2 separate regions of the Homo sapiens genome follow, and region 2 is linked to region 1. A link is a loop called in an ENCODE intact Hi-C map of the cell type or tissue named here. Cell type or tissue: PC-9. All regions are shown on one strand. Links, peaks and the distances in the headings refer to the core of each region. The heading gives the core; the rest is flanking DNA.

Region 1 (10,076 bases), core at 807-8,806:
ACATTACATGCAGGGAACCAACCAATAGGATAACAGGTTTCTCATTGTTTTAAAAAATATAAGTGAGAAGACAGCAGTATAATAGGAAATACTGAAAGATGGACACAAAGAAGGGAACAGACACCAGGGCCTACTTGAGGGTGGAGGGTGGAAGGAGGGTGAAGATTGAAAAACTACCTATCGAGTACTACGCTTATTACCTGGAGGAGGAAATAATCTGTACACCAAACCCCCACAACACACAATTTACCTATATAATAAACCTGCACATGTACCCTGAATCTAAAAGTTAAAAAAATAAACAAAATAGAATAAAACAAAATACTGAAAGAAAACTTGTCAATCTAGAATCCTGTACCCAATAAAAATAGCTCTTCAAAATAAAAGTGAACCAAAAACTTCTTAAAATATGCAAAAAAAGATATACAATTAAAGCCCAAAAAAAATCATCACCAGCTGACACCTATGACATATTAAAGACAGTGCTTGGGCAAAAAGGACATGGCAGATGGAATTATGGCTTTACACCAACAGATGAAGAGCACCAGAAATGCTAATTACACAGGTAAATTTATGAGTTTTTCTTATTATTTAAAGCTCACCAAAAGATAATTAACTGTTTAAACAATAGTGTAATGTGACATGTGACATATGTAAAAGTAAATTTTCTGAAAAAATAGCACAAAGTTCAGGAAAGAAGAAAAGGAAATATACTATTGATGACAGCGGTTGCTACCATCACGCTGGCTGCAGCAGGGAGGTGAGGCTGGGGCTGCACTCTCCATGGAGCCGGTGGGAGCTCCACCCCTTCTGAGTTGGGGTGGGAACTCCCTGGGTGCCACTGCAGCTGCCCAAACTGCAGCTGTAGATCCAAGCCTCCCTGCGCTCTTGAGTGGGGCCAGGAGCAGGCAGGATCTGCCCCCCGGGGTGCAGCTGCAGCCACCATCCACGGCTGCAGACCTGGGCCTCCCACTCCACCACACAGGCGGGAGCTGGGGAAAAGCAGGAGCTCCCTGAGTGCAGGCAGCTGCAGCCACCCTCCCAGGCACAGCACCCAGGCATCTCTGCGGCCTGCACCCTCGGGCGCATGGGAAGCCCCCCCCCGCCCACCATCCCTGCTGGCTCAGGAGTGTCTATTCTGGCTGCCTGGCCTGTCTCCTCTCCCGGCCCCCCACCTCTCATCTCAGAGCGGGATTGGGGACAAGTACCAGGGCCTTGAATGGCAGCGGTAGGCAAAGTCCTGGGCAGAAGGGGGTGGGTCCTCAGTAAGGCCCCACCTTCAGGCCAGGGAGGGCCTGTAGGCTGGGGACGGGCTGCCAGTCCCACAGACTGGAGTGGGGACTCATGGTGCCTCTTCCAGCCAGCCCATGGCCGCCCATGGACCAATCAGCAGGCACTTCCTCCCCTCCAAGGGCTTTTCCATGTTCAGCCAGAGCAAGAGAGAGGACAGAGAGAATGGAGAGACCACAAGAGACCAGCTGCACAGAGGAGCTACCCTCTCTGCCGAGAGCTTCAGAGACCTGCAGAGATGTTGGGACTTCCAGCTGCAGAGAGGAACTACCCTCTCCAGGGCCTCCTCTCTGCTGAGAGCAGCAGAGGTCGGGATGACCTGCCTACAGAGAGGACACTGTGGGTCTCCTCTGAGCTGTTTAACACTTAATAAAGCTTATCTTCATCTTCTTCACCCTTCCCCGTCTGCCTATCTCATTCTTCCTGGACACAGGACAAGAACTCAGGCAAAGGTGCCACTGGCCACAGAGGTTTCCAGCCAGAAATTGGACACCCCAAAGATCCCATAAGACTATTATAAGGCTCTCATAGTATTCATGAAGTGGATATAATATCACTTGAAGGTAGCCTGTGATGTTACAGAGGTATAGTATAAACCCTAGAGCAACCACTAAAATCATGAATTATAGGTAATAAGCAAACAAGAGAGATAAAATGAAATAATAAAAATTATTCAATTAATCTAAATGGCAAAAGGAAGTAAAACAAAGGCAGAACAAACAATAGGTAGGAGAAATAGAAAACAAGTAGCAGTATGACAGATTCAAACCTTGCCATATTAATAATCATATTTATGTAAATAGTCTAAGTATCTCAATTATAAGTCAACAAAAGTTGTCAGATTTTATATATATATATATATATATTTTTTTTTTTTTTTTTTTTTTTTTTTGAGACAGAGTCTCGCTCTGTCGCCCACACTGGAGTACAGTGGCGCAATCTTGGCTCACTGCAACTTCTGCCTCCCAAGTTCAAGCAATTCTCTGCCTCAGCCTCCCAAGTAGCTGGGATTACAGGCACCCGCCACCATGCCTGGCTAATTTTTGTATTTTTAGTAGAGACAGGGTTTCACCATGTTGGTCAGGCTGGTCTCGAACTCCTGACCTCGTGATCCATCCGCCTTGGCCTCCCAAAGCGCTGGGATTACAGGTGTGAGCCACCGCACCTGGCCTTTTTTTTTTTTTAAAAGACAAAGGCTAGAAAAAAGAGGTACCTTGCTGATGTTAATCAAAGGGAAGTTGGAGTGGCTATATCAGACAAAGTAGGCTACAGATCAAAGAACATTACCAAGGATATAGAAAGTCCTCTCATAATAATAAAAGGATTGATTCATCAAGAACACCTAACAGTCCTAAACATTTAATCACTGATATGGCTTGACTGTGTCCCCGCCCAAATCTCATCTTGAATTCCCATGTGTTGTGAGAGGGACCCAGTGGGAGGTAACTGAATCATGGCGGCAGGTCTTTCCTGTGCTGTTCTCATGATAATGAATAATTATCATGAGATCTGATGGTTTTATAAGGGGGAGTTCCTCTGCACAAGCTCTCTCTCTTTGCCTGCTGCCATGTGAGATGTGCCTTTCACCTTTCGAAATGATTGTGAGGCCTCCCCAGCACGTGGAACTGTGAGTCCATTAAATCCTTTTTCCTGTATAAATTGCCCAGTCTTGGGTATGTCTTCATCAGCAGCATGAAAATGGACTAATACAATCACCTAATAAAGAACTTCATGGCCAAGCGCGGTGGCTCATGCCTGTAATCCCAGCATTTTGGGACGCCGAGGCGGGTTGATCACCTGAGCTCAGGAGTTCAAGACCAGCCTGGCCAACATGGTGAAACCCCGTCTCTACTAAAAATATAAAAATTAGCTGGGCGTGGTGGCGGGCACCCGTAATCCCAGCTACTCAGGAGGCTGAGGGAGGAGAATCCCTTGAACCCAGGAGTCAGAGGCTGCAGTAGGCCGAGATCATGGCACGGCACTCCAGCCTGGGTTGACAGAGTGAGACTCCATCTCAAAAAAAAGAAAAAATAAATAAAGTAGGGGAAAGAGTCCTGAACCAAGCAGAAGCCTTCACATAAGTTCTGATACCTACACTACAAGCTCTGTGGCCCAGGACAAGTCACAACCTCTCTTAAATAGAAAAGATATCCTCCCCCTCCTGTCTCTTAACAGCTATTGTAAATGACCAAACGCTGTATCATCTGTCAGTTCATAGGAATCACTGGGGCAGTTTTTAAAACAGCTGACCCAGGCTCCACCCCAGACCAATTAAATCAGATTACCTGGAGGTTGAATCAGAACACTGGAATGTTGTCAAACCCCCCACCCCAGCTCCATCCCGTGATTCTAATTTGCGGCCAAGACAGAACCACCACTGTATATAACCGACTATACTGTAAGTATCTATATACATTTAAGGTACTGTTATTATGTAGTTGTTCCTATGTCGGTATCTGGTTTTTTCAAAGAGATTGCATCCTTTCTGATAACACAGGTTGTGTGTTCAGTGCTCTGCAAAAGAAGGATAATGATGCTGCTAATTATGCAGTTGGTAACACTAGCTAAGTGCTTCTGTGTCATTACCGTAATCACCACTAGTCTACAAACCGTGATGGTGAGATGCAAAACCGAGATGCAGCACCACACAGCCAATGGATGAGGCATATGAGACTCAGGCCTCATATGCCTCAAGCCCCAGTCTCACGCTCAGACAAGAGTAGCATTCAAACACCTAACAAACACATCTCTCTATTGCAATGCAGCAGCTGGTACGTACTTTTCACTCGTATTGCAGTTATTTGTTTATATGCCTTCTCTCCTGTGCTATATTGCAATTTCCTAGATGCAGGACACCAGGCTCTTTCCCCTTTGTCCTCTTAGGGCCCTGCCCAGCGCCTGGCAGACAGTGGACCATGGACCCTCAATTAATATTTGTTGACCAAATGAATTAGCCACAGTCTGTGGGCCAAGGAAAGATACTGTGACCTTTCATTCCTCACAAATACCTTTATTCCAACCAGGGAGAAAGAGGCACTGTTTTCCTGCAGCTTTCTTGCCCACTGGTCCACAGCTAGAAAACTTAAAGAGGGAAACAGCATAAGCACTGTTGCGAGGGCTCAGCCATTTGAATTGCTGGATCTCTGAGGAGTTCATTTAGGATAGTGTAATAACATCTGCTCACGCTTCATCTGTACATAACATCTCTATTGTGAAATGAGACCAGACGGGATTAGACTGCCCTTGTTTTCACCTGATACTGTGCTTTCATTTCTCCCAAAGGGGGAGAGGAGGCAGCAATGCTGAAGCATTTAGCAGGCTCAGTTCAGGAATCTAAATTGCACTTAATTGTTAGGAACAAAATGTTGGAAGGGTAGAGAGCAGGCTGCTGGTTCCACAAGGACTCCCTGAGGGGGACACAGTAATTAGTGCTGGTCTTGATTGTGAGGTCTCTTTTGAGAAAGAAAAATCTCTGCAAAATTGAACAGGGAGGTGCTCCACATGAATGCTCCACTCTGCCGAAATGCAAAACCGCAGGGATCTCTCGGATAGGTTCTCCCGGCTAAAGGTCGCCCTGGCAAAATGGTTACACACGCAAAAGTGCAAAGCTGCATCAGCACAATCCCAGCTATGTTTTCCTTTCAGGAAATATTCAGCTCCACCATAGTAAGAGGATTTAGGTAGGCATTCAGGCACCTGGGAAACCTTCAGAGGCATTCTGGAGAGGCAGACACTGATCAAAAACACATTCCCAGCCCAACTTTACTCTGATGTTAAACAGCCAGGAACACTTCCGGGCCTCGGGGATATTTCCCAGCCCACAGGGGGCCGGTATCTGGGGCAAGAGGGACACCCTCCACATCCAACACATATTGTTCCCACACTTCCAGGCAGCAGCGTTTGACCACTAAACTTTAAAAGGGAACGCAGTACACCTCAAGTTAACCAGCTGAAATTTTGACAGTTTTTCACCCCACAGAACCTTACAAAAGCTTCAGAAAAACAAATGCAATAACTTAGGGAAAGGGAGGCTGAACCTAGCGGGGAGCCAACCAGCACCGCTCTGTTTAATTCAGCAATAACTTAGGGAAAGGGAGGCTGAACCTAGCGGGGAGCCAACCAGCACCGCTCTGTTTAATTCAAACACCGTGAAAGGCCGTCCTGTGGACCACAGAGCACCGCTGGAACCCATGCGGTCCCCAGGGAACCTGTAAGGATTCCTACATCCCAGCGCATCCCCCACTTCATTGCAGAGCTAAAATGCCCTTTACCTTTGCAAGAAACACGCGAGGGATAGCAGGTCTGCGCAATGGCCAGTATCCCAATTCCATTGCAGGGAAATGAACCCAAGAAGCCTTTTCAAGAGGCAGTTGAGTTAGAAAGAGCTAAGCCTGAACCCTCTTCCACGCTTACCAGAAGACGCCCCCACTAGGCAAAGCTCCACTGGCCCTCTCGCTCCTTGTCCTGCGCGTGCACACACAAGGGTACACACGCACCCACGAGGACTCAGGCACGGACCAGCGTACACATGCCTGCACACACAGACGCGCGCTCACAAGCACACACGCGTGGACGTGCAGACGGGGTGCACACACACTGACATACGCGCACTGACAAGGGCACACGCATACACATGAGCACAAGCGGGTACACACCAGCACAGCGTCCACGGGCACCAGTGCACACCCGGCGCAGCCCACGTGCGTGCAGCCCTGAAGGCGCCCGTGCCTCGCGCCCCTGGCCATGCACACCAGCTCCGGGCCGCACTCACCTGGCGCCGGCGCCGGCGCGACCGGGTTCCGCGCGCGAACCCTCCCGGTGGCCCAGGGGTCAGGGCGCGCAGCCTCATGGCTGCCCCTGCCGCCCGCGGGGAGCCGGGCTCGGCCGGGCGAGGGTGGCCGCTGACCCCTCCCCAGCGGCTATCTGGGGGGAGGATGCCTCCCGAGTCCCCTGCGGACACAAGTCCCAGGAAATGGCCAACACGGGAGGGGCCAAGGGCTCTCCGTGGCCGCCGGCCCAGGTCCCAGCCGCGCGCCGCAGCCTCCACGGCCACTCCTGCCCGTCAGAAGTCAGACGCCGGGAACAAAAGCCAGGCGCGAGCGCACGGTCCCGCACGGCGTCCCTCCATCTGACACGAATTAGCCCTCCCTCCCCCGCCCGCCCCAACCGCAGCTCCGAGCGAGCGCGGAGGCACAGGCTGAGCCGCCAAACACTGGGAAAGTGGGTGAGGAAACGCCTTCCAGGCGGGGGGAGCAGGATCTTGCAGCCGCCATCTGATTGGAATTACCGACGCGCCGCGCTTGGCGCAGGGTTCAGCTTTACTAGGATTTCAAACCTCTCCGAGAACGCTGGCGAGGTGCTTAAAAGAATCAAAACCGGGCAAGCTCTGGCTTTCGGAATTTCTAAATCTTGAATATTATCCAGTCAACTCTGCATCTGTAATGAGCAGTAATCTACACTACCCTGATAATCTACACTAGCAAACAGGGCATTTGGAGTGGAAAGCAGGTAAACACCGAGGCAGAAAGGCTTTTTTTCTAATTTGCTTCTTCTACTAAAAAACTAGGAGCCTGGCCTTGCAGAGAGGGACACGCCTAACCAGGTAAGGATTTCAAGCAAATATCAAAGCACAGGACCGCCCGGGGCCTTGCACACCTGGGGGCTGGGCTGCACCTCCCTATCTCCCAGCCTATCCCTCCCTCACCGCACCCCCCCCACCCCCCGCCATCCTGCTCCTGGCAAATCAGGACAATTCACAGCACATCTGAAGTCCCGTCTTCCTTTATGGGTCTGCGATTTTAGAAGGAAATTAGAAACCCGAAGTTCAGGAGGTGAAGATGACAGGGTGATGGGAGAAGATGGACAAGCCAGGATCCTGAAGAAAGGGTCACTTAGAAACGCCAGGAGGAGAGGCGGGCAAGATCCACAGGCAGATCCCTCCTTTCAATGCCTGTCGGACTTCACCAGCCTTCCCGGGGCAGTGGATCTTGGCTGTCTGCAAGAAGCTTTGTGGCAAGTCTAAAACTAAAAGAACATGTTCAAGATGAAGCCACTGCCTGTGGTCTACGGTGGGCAGCGGAAGAGACCCCTGCCTCAGAGCAGGATAGGGGGCCTTCTAGTCTCAGGCCAGCTAACCCTGTACTCCTACCACTGGCCTTCACTCCAGGCCCAGCCTAGGAGCAGTGTCCCAGAGCTCAGCCTTTATGGCTCCAACACTCTAACTTCAGATCTACAGCTCCACTTGCAACTCCACATGCCTTGGATGTGGGGAGCAGTCTGGGTGGGCTAAGTCGTGGCCTTTATGGCTGACATATGTGCAAATTCCAGCCATCAATTCAACTGGCTGACGTTAACCTCTCAAGTTCTGGCACTAAATATCCATCTTTCTGTTTCTGCAGTAGAAGAGCAAAGCTGCTCTTCAACTTTTAACTACAAAGGAAAAAACCTCCTCCTAGAACACACCATTCTGGGTTCCAATTCCTCACTAAATCATCACCTGGCAGACAAGCAGGCATTCTCATTTCCCCCTGTCCTTCAAATGACACCATTATTCACCTTTTTCTATATTCATTCCTTCATTCATTTTTCTGTATACATTCATCATTTTTTTCCTATAGCATATCCAAACTTTAGTCTTTTCAAACATTTTTCCCTGAGAACACATCTGTATCGTATTCATTCCAGATTGCTTCACATCTGACACAATACCAGGTACATAGCAGTGCCTACAAACAGCTAAGAACAGGATATGCTGCTGTCATGGTTTACCCAGGGCAAACACGCCCAGAGGTCAGCTGGATCTACCACCGCCCTTACCATGGTGCCCACAGGAACCGGCCAAAGAAATCTGAATTCAGCAATGAACAGATAGCCCCCAGCAGGATAAAACTCCTCCAACCTGAGTACCAGGATTCATACTCTCTGGGGTCCACCCAGGAACAACGGCCAGGAGCACAGGCCAGCCCACTGCCTATGCAAGCCAGAGTGGAAGGCAAATGGTTGAAGGTGGCTTTTTATTGCAGGGATACCCTGAATCTGCTCTTACTTATTTAAAAGAGTAGCCATTCAGAAAACTCCCACACTTCGTTACTAGTAACAAATATCGTGCGTGTGATAAACCTCCCCAGTGAGGACAACAAACTGATTTTTCACTGGCAAGAAACAGTGCTCAATCCTAAGGCGAATCCGCATTCATCAGCAGGCCGCCTCTCCAGCCCCTCTCCCTGCCCCCGACTCTGACCTCCTCCTGCCAGGCTTGCAATCTAGGCTCTTACACTCCAGGGTCCTTCTGCTCTGCGCCCTTGGGCTCACTTGGGGCTTCTCCCAAGGCAGTTTCCCATTCTCCTTTCTGGCTGAAAACCGCTGTCCTGGGCTCAGTTGAAGATCCGCCCCCCATCTGACCTCCCAGACTGGTTAATCATCCTCCATGGCTGAGCCACTCAAGGATGGTTGGGGCCCTGACCCTCTAGTGTGGTCATAAGTCTTGTACCTCCAATAGGAAGTCCTAACCTTGTCTGGGATTTTCCACACACAGCACCAAGCAGGAGCAATAAACACTGGTGCAGGAATGAAAACATTCTCCTTTGCTGTATTTCCACCACATCAACACCGGTGTTCACTGCCTGTCTCAGACCACACCCTTCTGAGTCCTCCCAGAAGTAAGCTGTAGCTGAGGGTCTGGGGATGCGAAGGGACTCAGAAGCCAGGGCACAGACTCCTCCAGGCACAGACCCTCACCTCAAAACTTGGGTGGCAGACTGGCCTCACTCCATCTTAAAGCCACAGTGAGCTCTGTGCTGCTGCCCAGCTTCCAATTTTCTTCGTGCTTTGCCACAATCCTCTGTGCTTTTTACTCGCCAGGTTGTCTCACCCTAGCTTCTGACTGCACTTGGTTCCCAGGAACAAAACAAGGTTCTTCCCAGGAACAAAACGAGGTTCTTCCCAGGAACAAAATGAGGTTCTTCCCAGGAACAAAACAAGGTTCTTCCCAGGAACAAAATGAGGTTCTTCCCAGGAACAAAATGAGGTTCTTCCCAGGGAGGATGAATTCCAGACGGCTAAGGCAGACATCAGCAAACCAGCCATCAGGAAGAGAGGCTACATCTCAACCTGGGTTGGAAACCCAGCTGGAACTAGGGACATGAGCCCCTCCATGAGTCAGACTTTAACACCAAGTACAAGGTTCCCTGGGGGAGAGCTGAGGGGCCACTCGTGCCCGTTTTGTCACTGGAAACTGGAGGCTGCTCCTATGAGTCCATTCCCTCACACGATCATGCATTCACCCACAGATACGTGAGCAACGTGTGTGCTCGATGTCAGAGGAAATACAGCGGCTGGCTCACCCCGCCCCTCCCAGAGGGACGATCTACACGCAGTGTTAGGAGGGGGCACGGAGTCCACAGATCATGGGAAGAACTCCATGAATGGCCTGTGACTTGAAGCAGAAGCAGACACTTTCCAGACAGGAAAAGAGGTGAGGAGAGGCAAGGGTGGTAAAGCGCCGTATTTTTGGTGAACTGGCCAAAGGCTGGGTGGCTAATGCACAGCTGTGTTGGGACACTGAGGGTAGACAGGGCTCAAGAAGCAAGTACAGGGTGGTGAGCAGGATTGCACAAAGCAGTCACAAGGAAGGAGGCCCCAGTACCGAGCTGGGCTGGACTCCAACGTCACAGGGGGCTCTAACTGGCAAAAAGGAAAAAGCATCACAGGTGTATGTTCATCCTGGAGGACCCCTGGCAGTCCTGGGAGGACACTCGGGAGAAAGCAGGAGTGGACATGGAAACTCT
Region 2 (10,076 bases), core at 1,030-9,029, 99 kb before region 1:
TCCCAGCGCTTTGGGAGGCCGAGGTGGGTGGATCACGAGGTCAGGAGATCAAGACCTTCCTGGCCAACATGGTGAAACCCCATCTCTATTAAAAATACAAAAATTAGCTGGGTGTGGTGGCACGTGCCTGTAATCCCAGCTACTAGGGAGGCTGAGGCAGGAGAATCACTTGAACCTGGGAGTTGGAGGTTGCAGTGAGCCGAGATCACGCCACTGCACTCCAGCCTGGTGACAGAGTGAGACTCCGTCTCAAAAAACAAAACAAAACACAAAACCTAATGTTGTACCTGAAGGAACAAAGAACAAACTAAACCCCAAATTAGCAAAGGAAGGAAAAAACAAAGGTCAGAGCAGAAACAAATAAAGGAGAGACTAGAAAAACAATAGAAAAGATCAACAAAACTAAGGGTTGGGTTTTCTGAAGACTAACAAAATTGACAAATCTTTACCTAGATAAGATAAAAAGAGAAAACTCAAAATCAGAAATGAAAGAGCAGTCATCATAACTGATGCCATTTAAGACACAAAGAAACATAAAAAACTATGAACAAGTACATAGCAATAAATTGGATAACCTGGAACAAACTCATAAATTCCTGGACACATACAACCTACTAAGACTGAATCATGAAGAAACAGAAAATCCGAACAAAACAATAACAAGTAAGGAGATTGAATCAGTAATATAAACTCTCCCACAAAGAAAAGCCCAGGACCTGATCACTTAACTGATGAATTCCATCACCGAAAAAAAGAGAAAACTTCGCTATGGTTTAAATATTAGCCCCCTCCAAAACTCATGTTGAAATTTAATCTCCAATGTGGCAGTATTGAGTGGTGAGGCCTATAAAAGATGATTGGGTCATGAGGAACCTTGCCTTCATGAATGGGTTAATACATCTGTGGATTAATTAACTAATGGATTAACCAGTTATCACAGGAGTAGAACTGGTGGCTTTCTAAGAAGAGGAAGAGAGACCTGAGCTAGCACCCTCAGCCCCCTCGCCATGTGATGCCCCATGCAGCCCCAGGACCTCTGCAGAATCCCCAACAGCAAGAAGGCTCTCACCAGACGCAGCCCCTTGAGCTTGGACATCTCAGCCCCTATAAATATTAATATAAGAAATAAATTCCTTTTCTTTACAAATTACCCAGTTTCACATATTCTGTTATAAGTAACAGAAAACAGACTAATGCAAACTCTGCCAGAAAGCTGAAGAAATGCAAACACTTTCAAACTCATTTTACAAGGCCAGCAGTACCCTGATATGAGGTCTTTCTTAATGAAATAGTAAGTATTTAAGGTTTTGCAGGCTGCAAGGTCTTGTTTCAACCATCCAAACCTACCCCTGCATTGTGGGTGGAAGCAGCCATGGATGTACGTGAACAGATGGAGGTGGCCATGTTCCACTCAAACTACGTATGGAACTGAAGTAGGACATCTTCATATAATGTTCATGTAAATACAGCTCTTAGCTCACAGGATGTAGAAAACACAAGAGGGCACGATAGGCTCATGGACTGTTACGTTTTAGTGCAAGCTGCATTCTTTTGGACTTGGAATTGTTAACAAAAATCACAGAATCACTAACTGCACAATTTTCCATGGGTATTCTTCACCATGGACTCAGAAACAAAAGGTATGGTGTGGATGAAATCTCCCAAAAGAACTGCAGGCCATTTCTGGTCAGTCAATAACCAGGGTGTGGAGGGGTGAGGAGGAGACTGCACACACCCACACAAACACAAGCCTCTGCATCACACGGCAGAACGGGAAGCATAGGAGGACCGACCCTCACTCTGTTCCTGCCCAGGCTGAGACAGGCCCAGCTACGCTAGAAATTCCTGGCATGTGTGGAAGGAAACGCGCATTCTGCAAAGCAGGCGGATTTCGCCAAATGTCAGCGATTTCACCCCCGCAGTGATGATGATGAACTTCTGTTAACATCGACATCAGCAATTTCAAATTAAAAGAGGGCTTATCTCTCAGGGCACAATTTCTAAGCGTTTCAAAAATGGTTTACATGGCACCAGAAGAGGGCAAGCCATTAGCAAATCACTTCTGAGAAGTTTCAACATGTTCCCATGAATTCCACTAACAAGAGCTGTCCAGAAAGCCGAAAGTTGCTTAGCAAAAGGATGCATTTTAGAAAGCTCTAGGTGGTCCCCACTAGGACCCATATGTTTTAAATAATCTCATCATTTCTTTCAATTTCATTTAAAAAATTGAAGTGAACAACAACTAAAATGGAATAAATGGCCAAGGATGGCACTTTTCAAGTCCAGCAACTCCAAGAGACTTCTGACAATGCAGCAGGCAGCAGGTCTGGGTGTGCCCTAGAACCTGCACTTTCCACAGGTGCTGCTGCTGGGCCCAGGCTCACAGCTCAGGAATGCTGCTTAGAACAGCTTGCTACGTGATCCTGGGCAATGATGATCCATCAATATCAGGCTCACTGTGTCAAAATCACCACACCAAGCCTGAAAAGCATAGGTTGTTTTAATTAACAAGAATTATATTTATTTAAAAGTCCGTCTGTCTATCTCTCTCTCTCTCTCTCTCTCTCTCTCTCTCTCTCTCTTAGTTTGCACCAAAACACAATTTGGGTGAAGGATCCATAATCTAAAATAATACTTGAAAAGATCAGGTCATCACGGACGATTTGGTGGTCCTAATGGGTGTACCTGTCCATTTGGGGGGAAAATATGATCAAGTTAGATGTGAGGAAAGAGACAACACTAGAGAGAAGCAAATAACATCTGTGTGCCCCGATGGAAGTTTTCTGCACATCAAGTGGTCATCATATGCCTTACAGCTGTAAACACCATCCACAAGCCAGCCTACCTAGTGCCTTTGCAGGAAAGATATACTGAGAGTCTAATATAACTCAAAGGGAAGCTTCTTTCAAACTAAATTCCATAATACAATGGATTTCTGTGCAGTTTTTTAGTGTAAAAGAGTCCGGAAGAAAAAAAAAAAAAAAACTTCTATCTTGAACCGTCAACACTTCCTAGATACTTTGATGGTCCTAAGAATGCTTTGTCAAACACACAAAATAGGGAGCTGCCCATTAATGAACAGTGACCCCAGCCCACTGGCTACATCCTTTCCCAAAGGATTCCTCCCTGACTCAAGGTGTGACTGGAATAAGAGCTTTTCTCTAATAGTAAGTTTCTGGCAGGAGGGTTAAGCTTCACACACTTACCCCTCAGTGAGTTTGCTTTCAGTCCAACCCCTTTCAACAACAATCACATTTGAGGAGCAGTACAAAGCAGTTGAGAAAACTGGGAATTAAGAGGAAAGATCCCAGGAGGTGGGAGGAGGAAGCATGGAAGGAGCCCGATGCAGCCAGGAGGAGGAGTGCCCACCAGCTATGCACCTGGGCTGCTGGCATCCACCAACCCTGCTGGGGCTGACAGACAGACAGTCCCGGCCACTCTGTGAAGATGTACAGGCCATGTCTGCACTGCAATGGCTCCACGTGGAAAGGACAACACGTTTACTGCAATGGCATCATGCCATCATCTAGTCCATCAACTGATTACCATAACTCAAGATGGCATGGAAAGTCTGACACAGTCCATCTGAAAAGGGCATACATAGCTCTTTTGAAAAGGAGGGCTTTCCATGAAAAATAAAATTTAATAAAAATGAAACGATTTGCTCTCATAATCGTGGTCAATTTGGGGTCAACAGTTTCAAATGTCCAGCTACACATTCAGGGACCACAATCCTATAAATTCTAAAGCCAAACTTGGGGAGGTGTGATAACTCTGTTTCCTTCTTTAAGAGCAAGTAGGAAAACCTAAAGACAAACCCATAAGGAGCACATCGCACCAGCTCAAAGCGGAAATGTGCTCAGATGCAGCATTGGTCTCCATCTCAACTCCAAAGGCTGAAGCCCAGCCAGACCCCCAAATGTGAGAGGGGGCGCACTCACCCTGCAGTGAATGACGACCACATGCTGGAGGTTGCTGTTCAGCCAGGACTCCTGCGCCTTGCATATGGTACACATCTTATCCAGGGGCGGTGCGTGGAGCTCTGGCCAGCCCACATCCATGATCTGCAACAAGAAAGGGGAGCTTCCTCGGTTTCCATTTCCTAAAACCTTCTGAGGCCATCTCACAATGACTTCTTTCATCATCAGTACATTTCATTTGGGAGTAAAGAACATGCTGGGTGACCCTTTCCTAAAACTCAGTGAGCATGAGGATCAACTTCCTTCACTGGGAAGAAAAAATAAAGCATTATACTGCCCATGTGATGCCTCTTCTTCCAGGGGCTCATCTGCTCTTCTGCAGCTGGGGTGACAATTCTAGAAAGGTCTTTGAGTTGCTGATGGTGCAGGTTGTGTGGACGGGGCTGCAGTCCAGTGAGATCACAAACAGGAGTCCTAGGCCCAAGCTGCTGCCAAAATCTCCCCACTCGGGTTAAAATCCCAGTTTGGAGAGTGCAGCCAGCCATCTCCCACACCGTGCGGACAACACCTCAGAGACAATCTCCTGGAAAGGCAGCACTTAAGGAGGAAGCACCTTCAAAACTCTAATTAAGTTTGGTGCTTGGACAAAGAAAATCACCACCATGTGCTAAAGACACAGTGACTCGGTGCAGAACTGCAGCTCTGAGCGTCCTGAGGCACACACAAGTCCACAGTGGCCCACAGTGGCCACACGGGGGTGTTGCTTTTCCTTTGATTTCCTTTTGTCAGTAGGACGAGGACAAGGAGCTCTATCTTATGATGAAAGTCGTAGAAATAGTGTAAGACTGTTGGAAATTTCAGAAAGTTGCCAGGAAGTAGGAAAAGTCACTACCCCTGCCACCACTCAAAGATAACCACTGCAATGTTTTCATGAATCCCTTAGTCTCTTTTCTGTATACATTTAGCATAATTGAGATACTATTATACATAAATTCTATACTCTACTATTGTTAACTAGTATTAAAATAGGCAACTTATCATGTTTCTGCTTTGTTACTCTAATGGCTGCAAAATATTTCAACATATAGAATATACATACATATATGTACCACAACTTATGTTGACTCAGTCTTAAAATTATCCCAAACTTTGCTGTTGAAAATGATCATGAAGGGTGAGGGGCAAGGGGAATGAGAGCATTAGGACAAATACTTAATGCATGAGGGGCCTAAAACCTAGATGACAGGTTGATAGGTGCAGCAAATCACCATGGCATATGTGTATCTATGTAACAAACCTGCACGTTCTGCACCTGTATCCCAGAACTTAAAGTAAAATTTGAAAAAATTTTAAAAATTTTTTAAAAAATGAAAATTATCATGAAAGGAGTGGATTAGTATGACCATAAAGAGATACTAGCAGAAGAGAGCCCCATGCTGATGGAAATGTTTTGTCTCTTGTTTGTGGTGGCTTAACAAATCTATACACATGATGCAGTTTAGATTTATTCTATACATATATTTGTTATAGATTTGTTCCATGCATATATATATGCAGTATATATGAAAGATCCCAGGAGGCGGGAGGAGGAAGCATCATGTGTATAGATTTGTTCTATACATATATATTAGTATTTATCATCTATACACACGATGCCGAGAAACACACATGTACGCAAAACCAGGGAAATGTGAGTGAGGTCCGTGGACTATACCAATGCCAACTTCCTGACCTAGATATTTCACTATTAGTGTTGTAAGATTCTCCCACTGGAAAGACTGGGTGAGAAGTACAGGAGATCTCTGTATTATTTTCACAACTTCCTACGAATCTCTAACTATTTCAAACTGAAAAAAAAGTAATTAAAATAATTGATATGAACAATTCCTAATACTCCTTATCAAGTCACATTCCACAAAGACTAGTAGCAAATTATTTTTGCACAAAATAAGCATTGTTTACATTTTACAAAATGCAGAATATAAAGGGATGAACTCTGTACCTTTGGGTTAAGCTTCGTAAGGTCATATCTCTTTTCTGAAAGGTTTAATACCTATAAAAGAGAGGAAAAATTGCCTTGCATAAAATAGATTTTAATATTTTAAAAATTAATACTTTAATTTTTATTTAATTTTAATTAATACTAATTTTTTAAAAAAATATCTAAAATCTTCACACTCACAAATCAGGGGGAAAAAAAGCTTTTAGACAAATCCTTGACATCAGAGATGAAAGCAGAAAACACATTGCATTTTTACATGATGTTTCCCTTCCAGGTACCGAGGATCAGAAAAGATTGAAAAATACAGACTTGTGTGGTCACAGAATAAAAAACAAATAAAATAAATAAGATAAGGATGGCATACAGAACCCTTACACATAAAGTCTATATTCTACTTCTTCAACTAGTATTAAACCAGGCGATTTACTGTGTTACTATTTTTTTTTAATTCTCATGGCTACAAAATATCCCAACATATAGGATACACACACACACACACACACACACACACACACACACACACGTATAAAATATATAATATAAAATATATATACACATATATATAAAATAAATATCACGGTCTTGCTCCTGACAACACAAACTGACCCGATAGAGAGGTGGTACATGGTGGGGAAGGCTGTCCCTCCTCTATGGCCTGGTGGCCCCAGGCCTGGAAAGGGCTGAGTTCATGCCCGGCCAAAAGCCATGGCCTAAGTTCACTGAAAAATCACAGCCATTTGTGGAACCTTGCTAAATACTCAAGTAGTTCAAAATGAAAATAATAATAATAATAATAATAATAATAATAATGTTCCAGCAGCAAGGAGCCTTAAAAATTAACTAAACGTCCCTCTCACTTCAGAGTCAGAGATGTGAGGAAAGTGGAGGGTGGGGGCTTGTCCTGGTCACCCAGCAAGCCCTGTTTATGACAAGGGGGGGCGCTGCTTTGTGACCCACAGTTCATTTCTAACCCTGCACAAGAAAAAGATCCCTGCCATAGCCATTTTGCAGGGAGAGCTCTGGCCCTGACAAGGCCCCACAGACAGGTGCTGGCCAGGGCTCCAGGCCCTCTGCATGGTCTCTTTGGGGAAGGGGGACTGGGGAAGAGGGGAAGGATGGCCAGAGAGGAGACTCAGGATGCGCTGACCAGCCTGGGAGTGGCTTCCAAAGGAAGGAGCCATGGTCCTGCAGAGCACACCGCCTCAGTGATGAAGGAGGAAGCCCTGAGGAGGAGAGGGCCCCTGGTGAGAGGCACCACCATCAAATGGGGCTTGGCCACCACTTCCTGTCCACTGCCAGGTCACAGACAAGACGGGCTTCAAGACCAGAAAGAGGCAGGAGCCTGAGTGAATCAAGGATCGGGGAGGGGTCAGGACCCAGGTAGCACCTGGGCCAGGGCTGCTCTGGCATCAGACGGAGGCCACATCCTACTCTGCCACTTGGGTCCACCTCTCCCAGCCACTGGTGCCCCAGTCATTGGAGCAGACCAGCAAGGAAGACAATGAACACCTTGTAGGTTTGCAGGGCAGATTAGCTTTACCACAGATAAGGAGGCCTCCTTACTAGAGATAACAAGGCAGGTAGAGAGAGGGTGCCAGGGAGCTGTCATTCAATCCCATTAGTGACTGTTGACAGCAGAAGGAAGTCAGCCTCCACCTGGGCTACCAACCATGGGAACAGAAAACAAGGGGCCAATCAGAGGGTGAGAGATGGTGAGAGGCTGTTCTGTATTATTCCTCAGATGTGGCTCCACCATCAACTCGACAAGTGTGTTTTGAAAATCAAGCTGTCTCCTTGTCTCCAGGGCAGCCCCTGGTTTCTTGGGTGCCCACCTAATTTGTCTTCCTAATTTCTGGCTCAGGAGGAGAGTCACAAGTTTGTCTCTTGATACGAGGGATGCAGCATGGGAGCGCAAGGGTGGCTGGCTGGGGACATGTCCCAAGGCACTGGGGAGCCAGCCTCACTGATGAGTGCAGGACAAGGCAACAGCCATCCCTGCGGTCAGCAGTCGTGTGTCCCTGAAAGCTACCTACAGAGACACATAAGTCTCCTCCCCAGGCGTGGCAGCAGAGAGACAGAGGACGAAGGCGCCACGGACAGCTGTGTGAGCCCAGGCCCTTGAGCTTCTCCCTCATGTGTAAACCAGTGTTCTGTGAGTGCCCATCCCTACACAGTGCCTGCTGCAGAGCCTGCCCAAAGGCTCCCAGAGCCGCCCACCGCTCACCAGGTAGTTGTCCCCGTGCTTGGACTTGAGCATGCGCGTGACCTCCTGTAGGTTGTGCAGGTAGGACTCCTCAGAGCAGCCGGCAGGGAAGGACACAGCGATGATGCGCTCCGTGATGTAAGTGAGGTCCAGCCCATGGCCCTCCTCCATGGTGGGACTCAGGATGACGGGCCTGCGAGAGAGCAGTGGGCAGATCAGAAACAGGGTAAGGAGGCAGCAGACATTCATCCTCTAGGAAAAAGGTGAAGACGACGGACACTCATCCCCTGGGTGTTCACATCAGCACCTGGGCGGCCAGCTACGGGAATTTACAGTGTGTGCAGCCTCTGTGCTGTGTTCCCATAACAGCGGGCAGTGTGGGGAGGGGCACAAGATTGAATTTTCCTAGCAGGGCATGACGGGGTACCGCAAGCTGCGGTCAGGGAACGCACAGAGAGAAAGCAACTCAGAGCAGTGACGCATGGGCTCAAATGCAAAAGCACGAAGGCGGGAAGGACTCTTTGTGGTTACACTGGGAGCAGGAACAGGGTTCCAGGCGGGACTCCTGGAGTGGGAGCCTCAACCCTGCTCTGAGGTGTCAAGGTCGGCACGAGGGGGCACCGGGAGGGGGCCAGGAGGAAGCGGAGATGGTGTGAGCAGAAGCCAAACATCAGCAAGCAGCTCCTCGTGTCCGTATGCGGCATCCTGGGGGAGGTGCGGCCAAGGATGAGGCTGGTGAGGTGGCCAGCTATGGTCGTGGAGGACCCTGCAGGCCCAAGAAGGAGGCAGGACCTCACGTGGAGAGGGGACCAGCTGGGGCATAATCAAAGCGGCCTTTCATCTACTGAGTAGCAACTCAGCAGACTCCTATCAGAAGGCTAAGAGCTCCATGGGGCCCCGCTGGGACCCCACCCAGCTAGCCACAGGCCAGGTGGATGCAGGGTAGAATGTGGGGCTGGCCACCCAACCAGGTGCCCAGGTGGCCAGGGCAGGCCCCCAAGTGTGAGATGAAGACTGTGGAGGAGGGAAGAGGGAAGAGGGCAGAAATGGTCATGTCATGGCCAGCAGGCTGAGGACTTGGGCAGGACTGGCAGTGTGGAGTCAGGCACCCAATGTGACTGGAGACAAGGGCCTCCCACAGACCACAGATTCTCCACCAGCCCTGTGGGCCCCAGGGAGGCCTGAGCCCCTCCCAGGAGTGCTCCTAACATTATGGCTGAGGGTGGTATCCAGGAGGAGGTGGAAAAGGTTCCAGGGAGAGGGGATGGGGTTGAACCCAATCGGTGCCCCCATGAGGTAAAGCCAGAGGCATGGGTGCACGGGACGTGTCCTTAAGTCCCTCCAAAGTGCTGCCACCAGCTTTGGGGTTTTCATTTTTACTACTCCTATGTGTTTCTCTCTTTCTTTTAATTTTGGAAAAATTCAAAACCATATAAAATGGTTTTGCAAACCTCCATGTACCCACATCACCTAACTTCAAAATTACCAACACACAGCTAACCTCTGTCCATCAATATCTCCAGCAATCTCCTCCACCACTTTGATTGCTTTAAAGCAATCCCAGATACTATGTAATTTCATTTATAAATCTTGCAGAATTTATTTCTAAAAGATAAGGGCACTTTTTGATTAAAATGTCTACAATGCCATTATCACACCTCAAAAAGAAATAATAACATCAAACATCCAATACCATACATTTATTTTTATTTTTATTTATTTTTATTTTTTCGAGACAGAGTCTCGCTCTGTCGCCAGGCTGGAATGCAGTGGCGCAATCTCGGCTTACTGCAGTCTCTGCCTCCTGGGTTAAAGGGATTCTCCTGCCTCAGCCTCCCGAATAGCTGGGATTACAGGCATGCGCTATCACACCCAGCTAATTTTGTATTTTTAGTAGAGATGGGGTTTCACTGTGTTGGCCAGGATGGTCTCGATTTCCTGACCTTGTGGT

Evidence for each region. Hi-C counts contacts between places; a loop is a spot of excess contacts. Peaks named below come from ENCODE experiments on the same cell type or tissue, not always from the same donor. Only the 100,000 strongest peaks of a DNase experiment are listed, where the experiment ranks them.
Region 2: a loop joins it to region 1, with 2.6 times the contacts of the local background. A loop is called at or near these places in 2 of 110 quality-filtered maps.

What each region holds. Positions count from the first base shown.
Region 1 is chr7:47,530,969-47,541,044 of GRCh38, forward strand. The region is part of intron 1 of TNS3 (tensin 3); the gene reads right to left. Among named protein-coding and RNA genes, the nearest start is that of TNS3, 46 kb to the right of the region's middle. RefSeq lists an enhancer at 5,807-6,680. In PC-9, for the core only: a CTCF peak has its summit at 3,877; DNase peaks (open chromatin) are centred at 3,573 and 4,523; H3K27ac peaks cover 3,442 bases.
Region 2 is chr7:47,431,341-47,441,416 of GRCh38, forward strand. TNS3 (tensin 3) reads right to left here. Exons shown (of 31, transcript NM_022748.12): 6 at 8,147-8,318; 7 at 5,923-5,973; 8 at 3,942-4,064. The coding sequence starts at 8,296. Among named protein-coding and RNA genes, the nearest start is that of SNORD151, 28 kb to the right of the region's middle. In PC-9, for the core only: CTCF peaks have their summits at 4,685 and 4,889; a DNase peak (open chromatin) is centred at 4,707; H3K27ac peaks cover 2,276 bases.